Linked DNA regions of Homo sapiens: region 1 is linked to region 2. A link is a loop called in an ENCODE intact Hi-C map of the cell type or tissue named here. Cell type or tissue: PC-9. All regions are shown on one strand. Each heading gives the region's core, and the rest is flanking DNA. Links, peaks and the distances in the headings are about the cores only.

The links. Hi-C counts contacts between places; a loop is a spot of excess contacts. Peaks named below come from ENCODE experiments on the same cell type or tissue, not always from the same donor. Only the 100,000 strongest peaks of a DNase experiment are listed, where the experiment ranks them.
Region 1: a loop joins it to region 2, with 5 times the contacts of the local background. A loop is called at or near these places in 7 of 110 quality-filtered maps.

The regions. Positions count from the first base shown.
Region 1 is chr3:122,941,008-122,945,403 of GRCh38, reverse strand. SEMA5B (semaphorin 5B) reads left to right here. Exons shown (of 23, transcript NM_001031702.4): 4 at 1,869-1,968. Among named protein-coding and RNA genes, the nearest start is that of LINC02035, 57 kb to the right of the region's middle. In PC-9, for the core only: CTCF peaks have their summits at 2,183, 2,385 (motif pointing left) and 3,362; a DNase peak (open chromatin) is centred at 2,333.
Region 2 is chr3:122,856,894-122,861,289 of GRCh38, reverse strand. SLC49A4 (solute carrier family 49 member 4) reads right to left here. Exons shown (of 9, transcript NM_032839.3): 7 at 1,088-1,215. Among named protein-coding and RNA genes, the nearest start is that of LINC02035, 27 kb to the left of the region's middle. In PC-9, for the core only: CTCF peaks have their summits at 2,496 and 2,696 (motif pointing left); a DNase peak (open chromatin) is centred at 4,029; H3K27ac peaks cover 1,309 bases.

The DNA.
Region 1 (4,396 bases), core at 227-4,226, 84 kb before region 2:
AATATTTATCCAGGATTTCTGAGAGGTCAGCTAAAAACCTAACCCACCAGACTCCAGATCCACTTCTTATCCTATATTGCCCAAAAGCCATCGTGACTACATGACAATTCTTGCCAACCTATAGTCACCAACCTATAATCACCTGCTGGGGGCAAAGGCAGGCCCAAGGGGTTTGCTTCATTTTGCTGCAGAATTTCTTTCTTCTTCTTTTTTTAATCATGCCTATCACAGTTTTCTGAAAAACATCCAACTCACAAAACCTCCAGTTCTCCAGGGAGCGATTAAATGTTTGCCTGTCGTGCAGAAATGAAGGGCTGCTTTTACTCTGTAGTGGAGGGATAATGAGCAATGATTTATTTCCTTTGGATTACACACACACAGACTCTCTCTCTCTCTCTGCCTCTCTCTCTATCTCTCTCTCTCTCCTGGCCCTTCTGTGAGTCAGTTGCTAAGGCACTGTGGGGAGAAAGCACAGTGCCTCCCATTACCCTGAATCTTTACCAACAGCGGCATGAAAGTTCCTCTGCTCCATGGCTCTCTCCTTACTGCTGCCAATTCCCACCCATCCATGGGTCATGCATAGGCTGAGGGAGAGCTATCAGGAGGCTGTGAATCAAGAAGGGAGAAGTGTGTCTCCAGCAGGAGGGAAACCGGGCGAGTCAGCTGGCACTTTCTAAGCAGGCCCTCCCAGACCACTCCCCATCCGCCCAGAGGCCGTGAGGTCTCCTCTCTGCCCACCCAGTCCCTTTGAAAGGCCTTGATTGGGAACAACCTTCCTTGGAGGCAGGGTGGACACTGACCGCCCAATCTCTGCACCTCCCACCTCTGCAGAATCTTGTCTGAAAATCCAATTCCCCTCATACAAGAAGGAATTGAGGATTATTCATATATTCGTTCAAACACTGCTAGGTGCTGGACTGAGCCTGGAGATCTAGGAAGCAAAGTCTTTCTTGGCCCCCAGGGCAAACTACCAGGCTAGACACACAGTGTGGCAGTAAAGTAGAAGACTATGGGAGCCCTTTAGCCTGGCTTGAAGCAGTCAGAGAAGGCTTCTTGGAGGAGGTAGGGATGGGGGTGAACAGGAATTGTTCCATCAAGGGAGAACAGAAGCACAAAGGTTTGCAGGCTCTTGTGGGATGGATTTGGGGAAGTGTGAAGTGTTTTAGTGTGGCTGGGGTGGAGAGTTTAGGGAATGTAAAAGGTGAAGCATCATTCTTTCAGGGGATCAGTAAATAATCACTGTGCCAGGCACTGGACTTGGGAGGACAGTGGACCAGAACCCAAGGGCCTTCGCAGGAGTTGGACTTTTCCTGGGGGTAGTTGGGAGCTATGGATGGGTTCTGGGCTGGAGAGTGACATGACCACATTTGCATTTGAGAACAAGCGTTCAGGTTGCTTTGTGGGAAAAGGACTCGAGGGGCAGGCCTGGAAGCCAGGCTGGTTAGGAGGCTGTTGGCACTGCTCCAGACAAGAGCTGGTGGTGGCTTGGATGTAGGTGGGATACAGTGGGAAAAAAGTGGATGGATTTCAGAGGCAGTGTAGAGGTAGAACAGGCAGGATTTACCAGTGTGTACTTATGTGGCTAGTGAAGGTCTGGGGGAAGTCAAGGGCGAGTATAAGTATCCCTTCATGCCTCTGTGGGGAGGGTAGTGCCCTCCTCTGAGCTAAGGAGTGTGGCAGAAGAATGACTACAACACCCACTCCCAAGTCCCTAGGGGCACACAGAGGTGGGCAGGTGGCACCAGGTCTCCCGGGTGCCACCGCCCCACTTCCCCCTGACTTTCACCCTTCTGTTCTGTGGTCTGCTGCGATGCAGCTGGGAGCCTCTGGCCCAACAGTAACCACAGGGTTGCCTCTCCCTCCACCAGACCTGCAGCCGTGGGTCTCTAACTTCACCTACCCTGGAGCCCGGGATTTCTCCCAGCTGGCTTTGGACCCCTCCGGGAACCAGCTCATCGTGGGAGCCAGGTAACAAGGGGCAGAAGGGTCGGGGTGGGAAGTGCAGGGGCTTGGAGCTGGGTAGAGGGAATATTATTCAGGATGAACTCACCTGGGCAGCCCCGCGTGCTGGGCCCCATCCTCTCTGCTGGGCCCTCTCCTTGTGGATGTCTGTCCCCCCACAGGAGGAAGCGTGTTTCGGCTGGGTGGGGGTGGGGGTGACTCTTGACCTCGCAATCTCAGCCAGCTGCAGGCCCCTGTGGTTGGCAGTTAGTGAGAGCAGGGACGCCTGCTGGCCACCTCCTGCCCGGTCCCTGCCTGGTCCCTGCCCGGCTGTCAGAATGGTTTTCTGGGCCAATTCCCCGGGAGTTCCATGCAGAGAAGGTGCCCAGGGGCCCCCTGCCGGCCAGCCGGCGGCCTGCACCTGGGACGGCTGGGTAGGGGTAGAACCTTTCCCGAAGGACCTCACCTACCTTTGGCCTGACCTCTTAGTCCACTGTTCAGATCCAATATCAACAGACAGTACTCTCTGGGGGAACCTGTGGAGACTTTCTGGGTGGACTAGGAGGAGCTCATTCCTCATGAAACCACAGAACATTGGCTCTGGTAGGGAGGGGGCTTAGAGAGGGCCGACCCCAGTAGCTCTCATGGTGCAGTCTCTGGCCCAGCAGCACCCGAGAATGTGTTGGAAATGCAGATTCTTGGGTCCTTCTCAGACCTCTTGAGTCAGAAACTCTGGGAAGAGGCAACCTGTGTTTTAGCAACCCTTCCAGGTGGCCTGACCACACTCAAGTTTGAGAATCTCTGGTGTCATCCAACCGTCCTTATTTTAAACAGGCGGTAGCAGAGGCACTGAGAGGGGAAGGTGACCTTCCCAGCATCACATAGCATGATGACAACAGGGTGTGGGGACTACAGCCAGGTCTCCTTAACCCAGGCCTAGAGTTTCTCTGCAGGTCTGTCTGTGTTATCGCCTGGGACTGCACTACTTTTCAGCTCTGCAGCCCAGAGGTTCTGACTCAGTGGGTGTGGGGTTGGGGAGAGGATGGCCACTGGGTTGGGCACTTCCGGGCCATGCTGTAGCTGACCATCCTTGCCCTGGAGCTTTCTTTAGTGTCTCCACCCCTTCATTTGCTGTATGAAAATGAGGCAAGTCAAGAACACAGCTCTGGATTAGGTGTGGATGAGCTGGGTTCCTGTCCTGGGGGATCTTGACCTTGGAGCCTCAGTTTCCTCATCTGTAAAGTCTGGGTTACAGTCTCTGTGCCACCAGTCTCACAGGGCTGCTGTGAAGCTGGGCCTGAAAGCATTTTTCTTTTAATTTTTTAATTTTTAAATTAACTATTTTGTCTTATGGTAGGACATTCAAAAGGTACAAAGGAGTATATGGTGAAAAGCAGGGCCACCCCCTCAAACAAGCAGGACCCCTGACTGAAGGTTCACCTAGTGGTGAGGTTCCTGACTGTGCCCCCAGAGGGAGTCTGTCCATATGCAACTATACAGGAGGATGGACTTTATTTTCCCAGCAAAGAGAGTAATTGTTTTACTCTCTATTTTGAGATGACTGTCGATTTACACACAGTTGTAAGAAATAATAGAGATCCCATATACCCTTCACCCAGTTTCCCCCAAGGCTAACATCTTGCATAACTGTAGGACAACATTAAAATCAGGAAACTGGCCTTGATGTGATCCTTCAACCTAATTCTGATTTCACTAGTTTTACATGTGTACTTCAACAAACCCAAATGGTAGCATCCGAAGACTCTACTCTGAACCTTGTGAAAGCATTTCAAAAGCTGCCATTTATTCCGCACCGGCCATGTGCCAGGCACTATTTTATATGTCATATATGTAGTAAGTCAGTTACTGCATGTAGTAAAGGTAGTAAATCACACATGTATTTAATCTAATACATGTAGTAAATCATGCCTGCAGTAAATCATTGAATCTTCACAAGTGGGTGAACCCAGGAAGTGGGTTCTATGTACCCCCATTTTATGGACCAGGAAACTGAAGCTCAGAGAGGTTATGTTACCCTGTGACTGTGGTCACACTGTTCTTCCTCATCCGCTCTGCGGCTTCCCCAGAAGGTGGTTATGTTTTCTGTCTGGAGGCTTCCCACACAAAGATGGAGGGACACTTTTTCCTGCATCCTTGAGCCTGGCTATGCCCTCAGATGGACAGGGAAACTCAATTCTAGACCTGGTCCCTTAGGCTTCTTAGAGCCAATGTAGTGGGTCTTTGGCCACTTTCTTTTCCTGTCTCCAGCTCATTTTCCTTCCTCCTTTTCTTCTGCCTGACATTGTCTTCCCTTCTTCTTGACCCCTGGATCTCTGGAATTCAGGCTAGGGAAATTTTTTATTCATTTATAACCCTCCCTTGTTCCGAAAGGGATTTAGGGTGGGTCAGGCTACAGAGATTTCTCTCTGTTCTCATATTCCAGCTCCCAGGAGAG
Region 2 (4,396 bases), core at 224-4,223:
AGAGTAATGCCCTCCCTCCCCTAAAGATATTCATGACAATCTCTGGAATTTGTGAATATGTTATTTCACAAGACAAAGGGGATTAAGGTTGAAATGGGACTAAGGTTGCTAATCAGCTGGCCTTAAAATTGACAGACTTTTCCAAATTATCTTGGTGGGTCCAATGTAATCATAAGCATCCTTAAAAGTGGAAGAGGAAGAAAGAAGAAGGCAGAAGGGAAGGGTTCAGAAGCAGATGTAACGATGGAAGAAAGGCACAGATAATGCAACGTGAAAAGGACTTGACCCAAGGTTGCTGGCTCTGAAGGCAGAGGACAGAGCCATAAACAAGGAATGTGGGTGACCTCTAGAAGTTGGAAAAGGCAAGGAAAAAGATTCTTCCCTAGAGTCTGTTCACATTTTGATTTTAGCCCAGTGAGACCTGTATTGAACTTCTACTCTACAGAAATGTAAGATAATAAATTTCTGTTGTTTTAAGTTGCTAAATTTGCATAACTTTTACAGCAGCAATAGAAAATAGACTCTGAATTGATGATATTAATAATGACAAGAAAAACAACAGCAACTAAAAATGTTTCAGGTCCATTAGATAAGCTAAGTAAGCTGGCTGTAATATACTTTCAACAGGTATTTCCAGTAAGTTTTGCTTTGTATTAATGATGGAATAACACTAAATGTAAAATAAACCTATAGGGGCTGGTTCAAATAACTTTACTGAAGTATACCATAGTTTTTTGCCTTGTTAATTATTATTATTATTTAACAGTGATATAATGACTATAACCAAGATAAAAATCTTTGTATTATGCTCTGATAGAAATTTTAAACAAATATAAGCATTTCCATGCTCTATGTGTTAAGGCTAAAGATTATACTTCTTTTCCATGTGAAAAATACCAATTAAAATATTTTTAGTTATTTTTTGGACTCTTTAGATAAGATGATGGTTTGATGACTGGACAAGAGAAACTTTTTTGTATATTTAACAATTACTTACAGAAAGCAAGAAGAAGTCCTACTGTCAGAGTTATGTACACTTCTGTGAATGAAAATATTTATTAAAAGTTCAAAAATAGCCTATGCTCACCTGTGGTTAAAGGTAGGTGTGTGATGCTGTTCAAACAGGTCAGGGTGAACCACGTGGATGACAGTGTAGCTCCCGAAAACAGGAGGAGAAGAATTAGTTTCAGCATACCCCTGATAAAATCTGCAAACCTAAAAACAAAAATGCTCTATTAATTCTAGTGGGATTTAAAAATACTATTTAAGCAAATGACACACTTTCACTAACAACTACTTGAGGAATTTTCCATATATTCTTTTAAAAGACAGTTTTCAGTGTTTTTTTAAAACAAATTTTCTTGTATGATGTTACTTTGTGATAATTTTTTTTCTCTTATAAAACACAAAAAACGGCATCTTTGTTCAGGATCTATAATTTATAGGATATATTCTGAGTGTTTACTTTTTTTTAGAGACAGGATCTCACCATTGCCTGGCTGGAGTGTAGTGATGTGATCACGGCTCACTGCAGCCTCACCTCCCAGGCTCAAGCAATCCTTCCACCTCAACCTGCTGAGTAGCTGGGCTAATTATTATTTTTTTGTGTGTGTACAGGGTTTCTCTATGTTGCCCAGACTGGTCTTGAACTCCTGGGCTCAAGGATCCTCCCACCTCAGCCTCTCCAAGTGCTGGTATTACAGGCATGAGCCACCATGCCCAGTTGATTCTGAGTTTTTAAGTGTCACTGTCATTTTCTTCATATTTTTCTATACTTTCCAAACATTCTATAATGAACATGTATTATCTTAGTTTTGAAAATCAGGCTAACTTGTTGACATGAACTTGCAAAGATCTCTCTCAAAATTCAAACTCACTTAGAGAACAAACACAGATGCCTACACCAGAGCCTCTGAGGTCCTATGTGACCTGCTGCCTGGCCCTGCTCTCTCTTCTTCTACTGTTCTCCAGTTGGATGGCCATGTTTCTGTTTCTCATACATGCCATGGTTGCTTACCACAGCAATATGTAGCTTCCGTACTTGTTCCGTCTGCCTGGAATGCTGGTACCACCCGGATCTTCACGTCTTACTCCTGTTTACCCCTCAGGTCATTCAGGTCTCAGTTCAACAAGGCCCTCTGGGCTCAGTGAAGAAGTCTTTCCCCATCCCACCTCCACTTTCTATTTTATTTCTTCATAGCACTTTCTCTATTGGAAACTCTTGTTTTTGCATTTATTTTTGTCTTCCCTACCAGATTGTAAACTTCTTGAGAACAAAACATACACGGCATCTGGAATAGTGAATATTATTCTTCTAAACTTGGGACTTTTATAGCATTTTAAGTTTTCATGTTTGAGTTTTCATGAAACTAAAGGGCATCTGGTAGAGACGCTTATCATTAGCTATGCCAAAAAAATTTTCCACTTGCCAGCTGCTTTTCCTCACCTGTGGATTAACTGTTGATTGTACGGGCACAATCCTCTGGCTGCACAATTTATTCTGTCCTTCAGAACTGTTCCTCTTATAGAATAGCTGATCCCATCTCAAATACAACATTTACTATATTCTCTTCACTTTTAATTTTCTAAAGTTGATTTACATTTCTATTGTAATTATGTGACTGTCCTTCTTAAAACTTTGAATACTATCTTCTGTTTTGTACTTATTTGACATGATATGGTTAATCATGTTTGTGTTTTCTAGAATAAAATGACTTCCTATGAGAGCTGATGCCATCTTTTGGTGGGAAAAATGAATGCACTTTTGCCCAGTGACTTAAATTTGTCCTCAAGCAGAAAATTCTTAGGTATGCTGAAAAAGTTTCCACAGCTTTACAAAATATTCCTCAAGAAAATCCAAAAGACTGTTTTAATCCCACGCTTACCTAACAGTTTTCAGATTTACATTTTGGTATGCTGCATAAACTTATTTGTCAGATACAGAGATGACAAGGTATAAGAGAATAAAACAGGCTTTTAGTACAAATCAGAGTTGAATTGCAAGAAAGTTTCACAGAAACTGATCATACAAGAATAAACCGACAACTGTAGTCTGCTATTTTTGGAGATCCAGTCCTTTCGAATAGGCTGATACCATTGAAGTGTATTATTAGGACGAAGAAGTATCTTTAATAGTGGTCTTTAATTACAAAAATATCACCCAAAGCACTCATGTATGTCTACAAGGTAGCACTGTCCTAGGGAATCCCAAAAAATGGTGTCAGGAAAGTAATTTTAAAATTGATTTTAGGGCTAGGAGATAACTGAAATTGACTTCAGATCCCAGAGTAAGGGTAGTATTTTTTTAGAACTTCCATTTCAACAAATTAAAAGCAGAAAAGTCCTCATTCTAAATTTTCCCTTTAATTATATCTATATCTAGTTAAAATTAAGGGGTATAGAAGGAAAATAATGACAAAGGAGCATTTGAGACATCATTTTTGATACATAATTGTTCCCCCTTTGACCAATTTGGTGCTCAGAATAGGATGTGATCAATGACTCACTATAATTGGCTTGGAGATTTAACTAGAAAAATGAGGTATGATTCTTGTCAAAATAAGACAGGTCAATGTATTTTTAGTATCAGTGATTTCCTACAAATACTATATTCCCCTTCTGCTTCTTTAGCTTTTAGTTTTCTTATATTTTCCTAACACTTCAAATAAAGTGATTTAGAAATTACAGTGTCAATTTATTCTTTCAATATCCCTGAAACACTATGTGAACCATAAAGTCTAGGTATAACATTATCCTGTATCAATTATATTCAAGTATTTAGATATTGAGGTGATATGTGGATCTTATATTTGATCTTCCCAAATATATAATTAGATTCTCCTCTTCATGGTAAAGTTGATTGCCTAATTTTGTTTTTGAGCAGAGTAAAATGATTTGGGAAGTGAATGAATATTATCTCTTTGGAAATACCAAGAATAGTTTTATAGGCAGTTGCCTAAGAGAGTAACATTTTAATTCTTTTCCTTTTTTTTTTTTTTTTTTTTTAGAACGAATGGGACCTTTTTCCTACTTCTGACTCATTCTAACAATGTGTTGTTGTAATAGGTTATGATCAAAGAGAGTGTGATGAAACTGAAAGTCTTCACAGACATTTTGCATCAAAAAGGGATAACCATAGGAAAATACCAGCCAAAAAAGACCATAAATAAATAATGTCTGCTAATCAGGACACTGCCTGTTCATGGAAAGTTCTATTGACACTTTTACAAATGATTTCTTCTCAACCCTTTTAGTCTCCACAGCTATTAATTTGTCTTTATTATTATATTACCTTTTTTGGTCTCCATTTGTAGATGTTGTTCTCCAATAATATGGAAAGAGGCACCTTAACTACACTGGAAATACATTTCCAGTCTCCAGAAAAAAACACTTGAGG